Linked DNA regions of Homo sapiens: region 1 is linked to region 2. Evidence: chromatin contacts called from ENCODE Hi-C or POLR2A ChIA-PET data. All regions are on one chromosome and are shown on one strand. The core of a region is the stretch at or near the end of the contact, and the rest is flanking DNA. Distances in the headings are between cores, read along the strand shown.

Region 1 (5,705 bases), core at 713-3,212, 45 kb before region 2:
AAAGTGCTGGGATCATAGGCATGAGCCACCACACCCAGCCTACAGTGACAGTTTTACCCTGAGTGCAGGTACACCAGCACGATGCTGTGTTTTGCACGCAGGAGGCTTCTCCCTCTCCCTCTTCCCCGGAGAGTCCTCCCGTGAGCTGTTTCTCCTGCAGCAGTGCCATGCTGCCCCAGAGACCTGCTCCCATCCTCCTCTTTGGTTTATCTTGATTCCAAGGGCATCCTTCCCGAGCTCGCTGGTGGATGCAGGGATGGTGTGGGATAGGGCGGTGCTGATCGCCCCTCCCTGGGGTTGAGTGTGGCTCGGTGGTCCCAGGAGCATCTCCTCCAACGAAGCGTCTTAGCTGGCACCCTGTGTGCGGGGAGCTGGCTGGGCTTCCACGTACTGGGAGGGCAAGAGCAGGCCTCCGGCAGACAAAGCAAGGGAGGGAGTCTAGCTTTGAGGAACAACTAACACGGAAGAGAAGGTGTCCAAAGCGACCCTGACAGAACCAGCAGGTGGCGCTAGACGTGGCATGGTGGGTGGATGGGCAGTGCCTGGAGGGGTCTCTCTAGCCTCAGGGGGCCGGGCATATTCGCTGGCTGCACCGGTGTGCTGGACTGGTAAACGTCAGCTCTCTGCACAGCTCTCCGCACACGAGGCCCTTGCATGGGCACTGTTCTGTAGGTACGTGTGTTTCAGCACAAAGCTGAAAGGAAGCGATCCCTGGGTCCAGCAGGCTGTGAAGGGACAGCAGCTGTGAGGTGGTTGGGGGGCACTGCCTCTGGGTGGCCTCAGGACACATGTGCCAGGGAATAGAGACAACACCTGCGGAACACCAGGTTAGTGCCACGGACTGGGACGGTGGCTTCTTCAGGCAGACCTGGGAAGCAGTCTGTGGAGCAATTTTGCATAACATTGGTTTTTTCTTTGTTTTCTTTTATTTTCTTTAGTTTCTGAGACAAAGTCTCGCTCGTCACCCAGGCTGGAGTGCAGTGGAGCGATCTCGGCTCACTGCAAGCTCTGCCTCCCAGGTTCAAGCAATTCTCCTGCCTCAGCCTCCTGAGTAGCTGGGATTACAGGCACCCGCCACCACACCCGGCTAATTTTTGCATTTTTAGTACAGACGGGGTTTCATCATGTTGGCCAGGCAGGTCCGGAACTCCTAACCTCAAGTGATCAGCCCGCCTCAGTCTCCCAAAGTGCTGGGATGACAGGCGTGAGCCACCGCTCCTGGCCTTTGTTTCTGTTTTCTTTTATTTGAGAAAGGGTCTTGCTCTGTTGCCCAGGTGGGAATGCAGTGGCACGATCATAGCTCACTGTTGCCTGGAACCCCTGGGCTCAAGTAACCCTCCTGTCTTAGCCTCCCAAGTAGCTGAGACTACAGGCGTGAGCCACCACACCTGGCTAATTTCTTAAAATTTTTTGGAGAGATGGAACCTTGCTATGTTGCCCAGGCTGGCTTCAAACTCCTGGCATCAAGCGATCTTCCTGTCTCAACCTCCCAAAGTGCTGAGATTACAGGTGTGAGCCACCATGGCCAGCCCATAGTTTTGGTTTTTAAAACATGTTAGCAGTCAGACATTTATGATTTACTTTCCATTTGGTCTCTTAAACATTTTTAAATTTTTATTTTATTTATTATTTTTATTTTTAATGTAGGGCTAGAGCCTTGCTATGTTGCCTAGCCTGGTCTCGAACTCCTGGTCTCAAGCAATCCTCCCACTTCGGCTTTTTATTTCCCTTTTGAACCATCTACAAAATGAAGGTGATGTACCTTCTTTCTGCCTGTCTCAACTTAAAAAGAACACTTTTCATTTCCCACGGTGTCGCATTCCATCTAGTTAGGACTGCGTTCCCTGTTCTGGAATGGCCCCTGTTAGACGCCGAAATGTCTGCCAAAAGCACTGCCTGCCCTTCCCCGCGGCTCTGGGCTGCTGCCAGGGAGCCTGCCTGGCCCCTGCTGAGCCTGCGGGTTTGTCTGGTGTTTGCGCCCACTAGGTGAGCGACTGGTGGGAGGAGTACATCTACCTCCGAGGACGAGGGCCGCTCATGGTGAACAGCAACTATTATGCCATGGTGAGTCCACCCGCCCGGGCTGCTGTCTGACGAGGACGGTGGGGCGGCGGGTCTGTCCACAGAGGTGGCGTCTTCACAGGCCTGTGGACGGCCTGGGAAAACTCTGGGGATTGGCTCATGCTCCTCTCTGTCCTGCTTCCAGGCCGGAGAACCCTATGAGTACCCTTCAGTGTTAGCCTAGTAGCCCAGGGTGCTCTGCTACTGCAGGGGGATTTGGGTTGCAAAAATAAGTTTCTGGCAAACAGGAATTCCTCACTGTGCTGTACCTGTCCTGCTGTTTTTTTGTTTTGTTTTGTTTTGAGATGGAGCTTTGCTCTTGTCCCCCAGGCTGGAGTGCAATGGCACGATCTCGGCTCACTGCAGCCTCCGCCTCCCAGGTTCAAGTGATTCTCCTGCCTCAGCCTCCAAAGTAGCTGGGATTACAGGTGCCCACCACCACGCCCAGCTAATTTTTGTATTTTAGTAGAGACGGGGTTTGACCATGTTATCCAGGCTGGTCTCGAACTCCTGACCTCAGGTGATCCACTTGCCTCAGCCTCCCTAAGTGCTGGGATTACAGGTGTGAGCCACCGTGCCCGGCCTGTCCTGCTGTTTTTATGGCTTAGCACTGGAACTTGGTGCCACAGCGGCCTTAAGATCCCTGCAGAACCCCTAGAGCTCAGGGACAGTGGGTTGGCCAAGATCCTGCCACCAGTGCGCTGCGCTTCACCCTACTGTTTTCTGAGACGCCAGAGGGGTGTGCATCGACGGTAGTTTCTGGTTTCCTGGGCTTTGTCTTTCAAAGCATGGATGGTTAGAAGGCCTCTCAGTTTGTGTTCTTGACCACTGCTTTAATAACTGGCAAATAGAACTCTTCTCTTTCCTTTTCCTTCCATTCCTTCACTTCCTTTTATTTTTTTCCCTCGTTTATTTTTTAATCATTTACTTTTTCTTTTCTTTTTTTTTTTGAGATAGAGTCTTGCTCTGTCGCTGAGGCTGGAGTGCACTGGTGCAATTCATCTCACTGCAGCCTCTGCCTCCTGGGTTCCAGCAATTCTCCTGCCTCAGCCTCCCGAGTAGCTGGGATTACAGGCACCTGCCACAACGCCCGGCTAATTTTTGTATTTTTAGTAGAAACGGGGTTTCACCATGTTGGCCAGGCTAGTCTCAAACTCCTGACTTCAGGTGATCCGTGCGCCTCGGTCTCCCAAAGTGCTGGATTACAGACATGAGCACCTGGCCTATCATTTGCTTTTTCTTTCTGTTTTTCTTCGTTTCAAAATTGTCCTTTCTTTTTCTCTTAACTTTTTTTTTCCCATCTGAAATAATCTCAAACTGAAAGAAAAACCGTTAGTGTAGTCCATAGAACTTCTTTTCCTGCTCTATTTGGAAGTGAGCTATTTATCTGATGCCCTTCCCGCCAGGAGACCTTTGTTTATTTCCCACAAACAGAGGCACTTTCTACATCAATGGGGACATGGTGTGTACATAGACTCTTCCAAAATGTAGGTTAGACCTGTGTTCCTTGGCCTTTTCTTCCAATTGTGGAAAATGCAGACATTTGGAACAGGGTCTCAAAATTTAGAAAGCTGCAGGCACAGCTCTATATAAACAACTATTTTAACCTTTCATTGTGTCTCATCCAGAAAACTTCCTGATTGTCTAATTGCTCCCCGACTAATTTTTGCTTTCCTTTCTCTGTGTTACGTGAGGGTATTTGGTGCAAATAGTTATCTTTAATAGCGCAGAAGTTTTAGAGGACTTATGTTCTCATAAAACATTTACAAAGTCAAAGTGGAGAAAATCAAATTACCATTTATTTTGTAGCATTGCAGATGTAACCGAATATGTATGTATATTGATGCATCTCTAGAAATATTGTGACAGTGTGCAGGATGTGCTGTGATTATTTAAATTTGCTTATCTTTCCCTATGCAAATTCTCTCCACCTTTGTCGCTTTTCAGGATCTGCTGTATATCCTTCCAACTCACATTCAGGCAGCAAGAGCCGGCAACGCCATCCATGCCATCCTGCTTTACAGGCGCAAACTGGACCGGGAGGAAATCAAACCAGTAGGCAAACAAATTGCTTTAAAAAAATTATTTTCAAACAGCTTTACAGAGGTATAATTGACATATTGCACATGTTTAAAATATACAGTTTGTGGCCGGGCACAGGGTCTCACGCCTGTAATCTTGGCACTTTGGGAGGCCAAAGCAGGCGGATCATCTGAGGTTAGCAGTTCAAGACCAGCCTGGCCAACATAGTGAAACCCTGTCTCTACTAAAAATAGAAAAATTAGCTGGGCGTGCTGGCACGCGCCTGTAATCCCAGCTACTCGGGAGGCCGATGCAGGAGAATCACTTGAACCCAGGAGGTGGAGGTTGCAGCGAGCCAAGATAACACCATTGCACTCTAGCCTGGGTTATAAGAGCAAAACTCCATCTCAAAAAAAAAAATTAAAAAATAAAGTGTAGAGTTTGCTAACTTCTGATGTGTATATATTGATGCATCTGAGAAACCATCATCACTGCAGTCAGGATGGTGAATACATCAGTCAACCCGAAAACCCCTCTGCCCTTTGTCATCTCTCCCTCCCACCTGGTCCTGGACCCCCTGGTCTACTATCTGTCACTCTAGATTAGTTTGCAATTTTTAAAGCTTTGTGTAAGTGGAATCATAACAGTATGCACTCTTTTTTTCGGAATTCTAGTTTCTTTCACCCAGCCTAATTATTCTGAGATGTAATTCTCCTTGTGTCTCCTAAATGAATATACATCTGTTGTACTTTAATTCTGTAATCTGCCCTTTGGAGAAGCCCTTGATGTTTTTGAACTAATACTAGCTGCTTAGTTGCTCATAAGAAACAAGACTTTTCTTCCTGGAATATTTCTTTGGTTGTAAGTGTCAGTTATCAATAATCAATTAGAATGTGTTATTTAGGATTTAACTGTGCAGGAAGTTGCACCCTGGCATGGTTTAATGAGTCCCCCAACGAATCATTCCAGTGAGCCACTGGAAAAGAGGAAGTCAAACGAAGCAATTCGCACAGAAAACACATTCAGCATTTCCATGTGGTCTTAACTTGCTTGCTGCTTGCTGCTTTTGTTTTCTTTTTTTTTTTTTTTTTGAGACAGAGTCTCGCTCTGTTGCCGAGGCTGGAGTGTAGTGGCACGATCTCAGCTCACTGCAGGCTCTGCCTCCCGGGTTCATGCCATTCTCCTGCCTCAACCTCCCAAGTAGCTGGGACTACAGGCACCCGACACCATGCCCGGCTAATTTTTTTGTATTTTTAGTAGAGACGGGGTTTCACTGTGTTAGCCAGGATGGTCTCCATCTACTGACCTCGTGATCCGCCCGCCTCAGCCTCCCAAAGTGTTGGGATTACAGGCGTGAGCCACCGCACCCGGCCAACTTGCTGCTTTTCTTCTGTGGGATTTTCGTTGTTGGTTTGAAATATATTTTTGTTACAGATTCGTCTTTTGGGATCCACGATTCCACTCTGCTCCGCTCAGTGGGAGCGGATGTTTAATACTTCCCGGATCCCAGGAGAGGAGACAGGTGAGTCAAGCTTCTTCAGGGCCCCCTGGAGAATCGGCACTTTCCATCCCTATGCTCAGAATTAGGAAGTGTCAAAGGGGCCAAATTGATTTTTGCTGAC
Region 2 (4,979 bases), core at 267-2,766:
TGATCTGACCACCTTGGCCTCCCAGAGTGCTGGGATTACAGGCATGAGCCACCACGCCCAGCCCCAGGCAAAATTTTCTTGATTTTTGAATGTTAAATGTACAACTAAATAGTACACGGTGTTGCTGTGCCTTGGGTACTACCCTTTAAAAATTTAGAAAAGTATTTAATTTTTAAAAGTGAGATTAGAAAGCTGATGTTTTACATTCTTTATTTTTACCAAAACAGTACCTGAGTAGACAGTACCTGAGGCTGTCTCCCCAGCACCCACTCCCACCAGTCCCTCTACACCCTTTGCAGTTTTCGCCATCACTTGAATTAAACTTTCACCTCCTCTTGATTAAACAGTGATATCTATTGACTCCTTAAAGATGAAATAGCTCATTCCCCACCCAAAATTTGAGACTTTCATTGTATTTGTGAGTTTTTTTTTTTTTTTCTGAGAGGGAGCCTTTCTCTGTTGGTCAGGCTGGAGTACAGTGACACAATCTCAGCTCACTGCAACCCCCATCTCCCAGGTTCAAGCCTCAGCCTTCTATGTAGCTGGGACTACAGGCGTGCGCCACTACGCCCAGCTAGTTTTTGTATTTTTTAGTAGAGACGGAGTTTCACTATATGTTGGCCAGGCTGGTCTCGAACTCCTGACCTCAGGTGATCCACCCGCCTCGGCCTCCCAAAGTGCTGGGATTACAGACGTGAGCCACCACGCCCAGCCGTATTTGTTACTTCTATTTCGGGACCAACTCCATCAGTTGCACCTGTAAGCTGCGTCACCAAGGACCGGGAGTGGGTGCAAGGCTGGGAACGTGCGGTGCAAGCCCCTGCCCTCTGTCCACCCGCAGCGTCCCAGGCCGGGATCTGTCTTGAGAGCTCGAGTGTAGAAAAATGTTTTATTTTATTTTATTTATTTTTTTGAGACGGAGTCTAGCTCTGTGGCACAGGCTGGAGTGCAGTGGCGGGATCTCGGCTCACTGCAACCTCCACCTCCCGGGCTCAAGCGATTCTCCTGCCTCAGCCTTCCAAGTAGCTGGGATTACAGGCGCGTGCCACCACGGCCAGCTAATTTTTGTATTTTTAGTAGAGACGGGGTTTCACCATGTTGCCCAGGCTGGTTTTGAACTCCTGACCTCAAGTAATCCGCCTGCCTCGGCCTCCCAAAGTGCTGGGACTACAGGCGTGAGCAACCACGCCTGGCCAGAAAAATATAACTGAAGCCCAAGGTCAGAAGCCAAGCTAGGCAGTCCCACTTAGCGCTGCCCGAGTTGATGGGGACCTCAGTTTCCCCACCTGAGCCTGGATCGGCTGAACCTGGGAGTGCCTCCCCTGACCCGCTCTGGCAACAGCGGCAGTCCAGGCCCCGCCCCTCGCGACTCTGTCTCCTCCCGCCCCAGACCACGCCCACCACACCTCCCTGGCCCCGCCTTTACCTCCCCGCCCCGACCTCGACTCCGCCCCACGCCCAGGCCCCGCCCACTGCCCGGGCGCCTCTTCCCCTCCCCCCAGGTTCCTGTCCCTCACCCTTCCCCCTTCTCCAACCGCCAACGGCCGCCTGCGCCTGAGGCCCGGCCCACGCCCCATCCCGCTCGCTCCACGCTGCGGCAGCCCCGGCGGCCCCAGGTGCGTCCCTCCGAGGAGGAATGACGGGGCGGTCCCCGGGCTGGGCCTCGGCTCTGCAGGCGGGGATGGGGGCTGCCGGGCCGGGTCGGGCCCCTGCGGGTGGGCGGAGGGCGGCGGGCCGTGGGCGAGGCCGCCCCTCACCTGGTCGCACCTCACCTGGCCCCCCCTCCCCTGGCTGCTCCTCACCTGACCCCCTCCTCGGCCGCCCCTCACCTGGCCCCCTCCCCTGGGCGCCCCTCACCTGACCCCCACCCCGGCCGGCCCCTCTCCTGGCCGCCCCTTACCTGGTCGCCCCTCCCCTGACTCCCTCCCCTGGTCGCTCCTCACCTGGCCGCCCCTCACCTGGCCCCCTCCCCTGGCCGCCCCTCCCCTGGTCGCCCCTCCCGTGACCCCCTCCCCGGCCGCCCCTCCCCTGGTCGCCGCTCACCTGACCGCCTCCCCTGGTCGCTCCTCACCTGGCCGCCCCTCACCTGGCCGCCCCTCACCTAATCGCCCCTCATCTGGTCGCCCCTCCCCTGACCCCCTCACCTGGTCGCCCTTCCCCGGGCCCCTCACCTGGCCCTCCCTCACCAGGCCGCCCCCTCCCCTAGCCGCCCCTCACCTGGTCCCCTCCCCTGGCCGCCCCTCCCTTGGCTGCCCCTCCCTTGGCTGTCCCCTTTCCTGGCCGCCCCTCCCCTCGTCCTCTCCTCTGGCTGCCTCTCACCTGGCCGCGTGTTGCAGGTGCGCGGCCCCCGCCATCCCGCCCCGCCGCCCTGCGCCATGGAGGAGGGCCCTCTGCCGGGCGGGCTGCCCAGCCCCGAGGATGCGATGGTGACGGAGCTCTTAAGCCCCGAGGGTCCGTTCGCTTCGGAGAACATCGGCCTGAAGGCCCCCGTGAAGTACGAGGAGGACGAGTTCCACGTCTTCAAAGAAGCGTACCTGGGCCCGGCGGACCCCAAGGAACCCGTCCTGCACGCGTTCAACCCCGCGCTGGGCGCCGACTGCAAGGGCCAGGTCAAGGCGAAGCTCGCGGGGGGCGACAGCGACGGCGGGGAGCTCCTCGGGGAGTACCCCGGGATCCCAGAGCTCAGCGCGCTGGAGGACGTCGCGCTCCTGCAGGCCCCGCAGCCGCCCGCCTGCAACGTGCACTTCCTGTCCTCGCTGCTACCCGCGCACCGCAGCCCGGCGGTGTTGCCCCTGGGCGCCTGGGTCCTGGAAGGAGCCTCCCACCCGGGCGTCCGCATGATCCCAGTAAGAACCGCCTGGGGAATGGGCACAGCTCCCCCTCCATCCCTTCCCCAACCCATCTGAGGCTGCTAGTGTACCCCAGGATTTCCCTCTACAAGCATTTTCCCTGGTGACACCACACACAGCCCACCGGAGTCACTGATTCTCGGTAGAGCGTATACTCTTTGTCGTCTTCCTAATCCAACATGCATCGGCCCAGCCAAGCCCTTTCCCCTGGAGGGAATTCTGCCCTGCACCAGTCGTCCAAAGCTGACCTAACCATGCAGACGGCGGACAACAAAAAAAGGGGGAAAGCTAGGACGTAGGTTCCCTTGGGCCCTGTTGCTATCCTTGGCTTAAGGAGAGAGGCCCGCTGTCTGCTGGTAACTATTGTCTGTGAAAACAAACGCAATGTGGTGGAGGGTTGGCGTGTTTGCATCTTGCATTTTTTTTTTCCTTTAACTTTACCAGGCTTGGAATCCACAGCAAGGACTCAGAGTTAATACTTGGATTTTCCGGGCCTTGAAGTCAAGATGTGAGATCTTCCCTTTGCTAATGAGTAATAGCTCTTCAAGCATATGCAATGTAAATCAGAGCCTAAAGAAATGCTTGCCAGCTCTCAGCCGACTGCCCTCTCTAGCTGTAGATGACCGCTGATAATTTTCCGCTTTGTTCTTGCCAAAACTAATGAGTTTTCAAAGGAAACAAAGGGTCCCAGGAAAATGTGTTCTCGACCCCTCAAAAAGGACCCAGCTCAGAAAACGAGACCACTCATCCATGAGGTCATTTTAGTAAGTTGTAGATGAAGCGTTTGTGGGACACAATGCTTGAGTCAGTATTGAGATGGCTGGAGCCTGACCCTGTATCATAAGCCAGAGCAGCAGGAGCTTGGATTTCTGCTCTTCCGGTTTTCTGTTATGGTAATTGCCAGTCCTTAGTGTACAGGAAAAGGATGGGCAGAGGCTGGGGCCTCCACTGACCTCTGTTTGTCCTCAGAGGAGCCATAGAGCTCACCAGTTCCCCCAGCCGTTTCCCAGGACAGAGGTCTTTCTCACAGCCTTTCTCAGAGGGCTTGAAATGTTAAGAACTGCATTTTGCTGCCCAGCCGGATTGGTGTCCAGCGCCTCCTGCCCGTAGGTCCTAGCTCGGCTCATTTCCTCACAGAGTGGAGTCAGAAAGCATTAATCAGAACAGGGAAGATAATACAAAAATTAACCGGGTGTGGTGGCGCACACCTGTAATCCCAGCTACTCGGGAGGCTGAGGCAGGAGAATTGCTTGAACCTGGGAGGCGAAGGCTGCAGTGAGCCGAGATTGCACCACTGCACTCCAGCCTGAGCGACAGAGTGAGACCCTGTCTTAAAAAACAAACAAAACACACACAAGAGAATTCTCTGATGTTAAAGATAGTAAAATTCTCTTTAATCCAATTTTAAGAGATTGCTGGTCTGACAAACTAAAGGAGAGACTTTGCTTTTTAAATTTTTATTGACTGCTTTCTGATTCATTAATAAAATGGACCAGATACAGCACAGACATGTTTATCGTTTAAACAGAATGGAATTATTTTCAGTAAATATTCAGGATCAGTTGCTAATTTCCTTCTTCTAGAAATTCATTCCCACATGTTGACCTTTGTTTTGAAAGGTCAGAAATGGAATTTTAGTATAAGTAGTTCAGATATTAGTTGCATAGGTCTGAGGAAATGATATATTTATTATAGTAGTATTTGTTGATTACAGGGAGATAAGTTAAATCTAAACTGGGATGACGTGCATAGCACATCCCCCAAAGCAGCAAGTAGAAGAAAATTTTATGTGTATTTATATGAAATTTAAAATTTCTAAATAAAGCTACTTAAAATATAGCTAAACTTTATCTCTTTTAAGATTTATACCTAGATGCTAGTCTGCTGTGCTGAGTGATTTGCCCATACATGGGAAATATGATTTGTTTGGGCCTCTGATTTTATTGGGCTGGACAAGCTCCAATTTGAGTCACTATCTGCATTTTGAAAGATACCTGCTCTGTGATTTTTATTTGAGGTCTTCAGTATGTTACCTTAGAGCCACCATCTTTTTGGAAGGGCTCTGTGGCCTGCCTCCTGGCCTTTGGGGAGCCCCACTGTCCTCTGGTCCAGGCAGCTCGGGCAAGTGTA

The links. Hi-C counts contacts between places; a loop is a spot of excess contacts on that map. ChIA-PET counts read pairs that join two places held with the same protein, here RNA polymerase II (POLR2A).
Region 1: a loop to region 2 is called in a map with no recorded cell type, with 7 times the contacts of the local background. The contact joins the enhancer-like site here to the promoter of TESMIN in region 2. A Hi-C loop is called at or near these places in 4 of 168 maps with a recorded cell type or tissue (astrocyte of the cerebellum, endothelial cell of hepatic sinusoid, ovary and 1 more) and 1 of 37 single-sample maps with no recorded cell type. POLR2A ChIA-PET finds 5 or more read pairs at or near these places in 4 of 52 experiments (CD8-positive, alpha-beta T cell, GM12878 and WTC11).

The regions. Positions count from the first base shown.
Region 1 is chr11:68,793,215-68,798,919 of GRCh38, reverse strand. CPT1A (carnitine palmitoyltransferase 1A) reads left to right here. Exons shown (of 19, transcript NM_001876.4): 7 at 1,987-2,064; 8 at 4,009-4,116; 9 at 5,518-5,605. Among named protein-coding and RNA genes, the nearest start is that of TESMIN, 45 kb to the right of the region's middle. RefSeq lists an enhancer at 8-507. Within about 2 kb of position 1,962, at least 2 of the 41 ENCODE cell types and tissues checked have a DNase peak (open chromatin) inside an H3K27ac peak, as active enhancers do.
Region 2 is chr11:68,748,057-68,753,035 of GRCh38, reverse strand. It overlaps TESMIN (testis expressed metallothionein like protein), which reads left to right and starts at 1,516. Exons shown (of 10, transcript NM_004923.3): 1 at 1,516-1,616; 2 at 2,337-2,846. The coding sequence starts at 2,376. RefSeq lists silencers at 1,284-1,403, 1,414-1,703 and an enhancer at 1,404-2,389.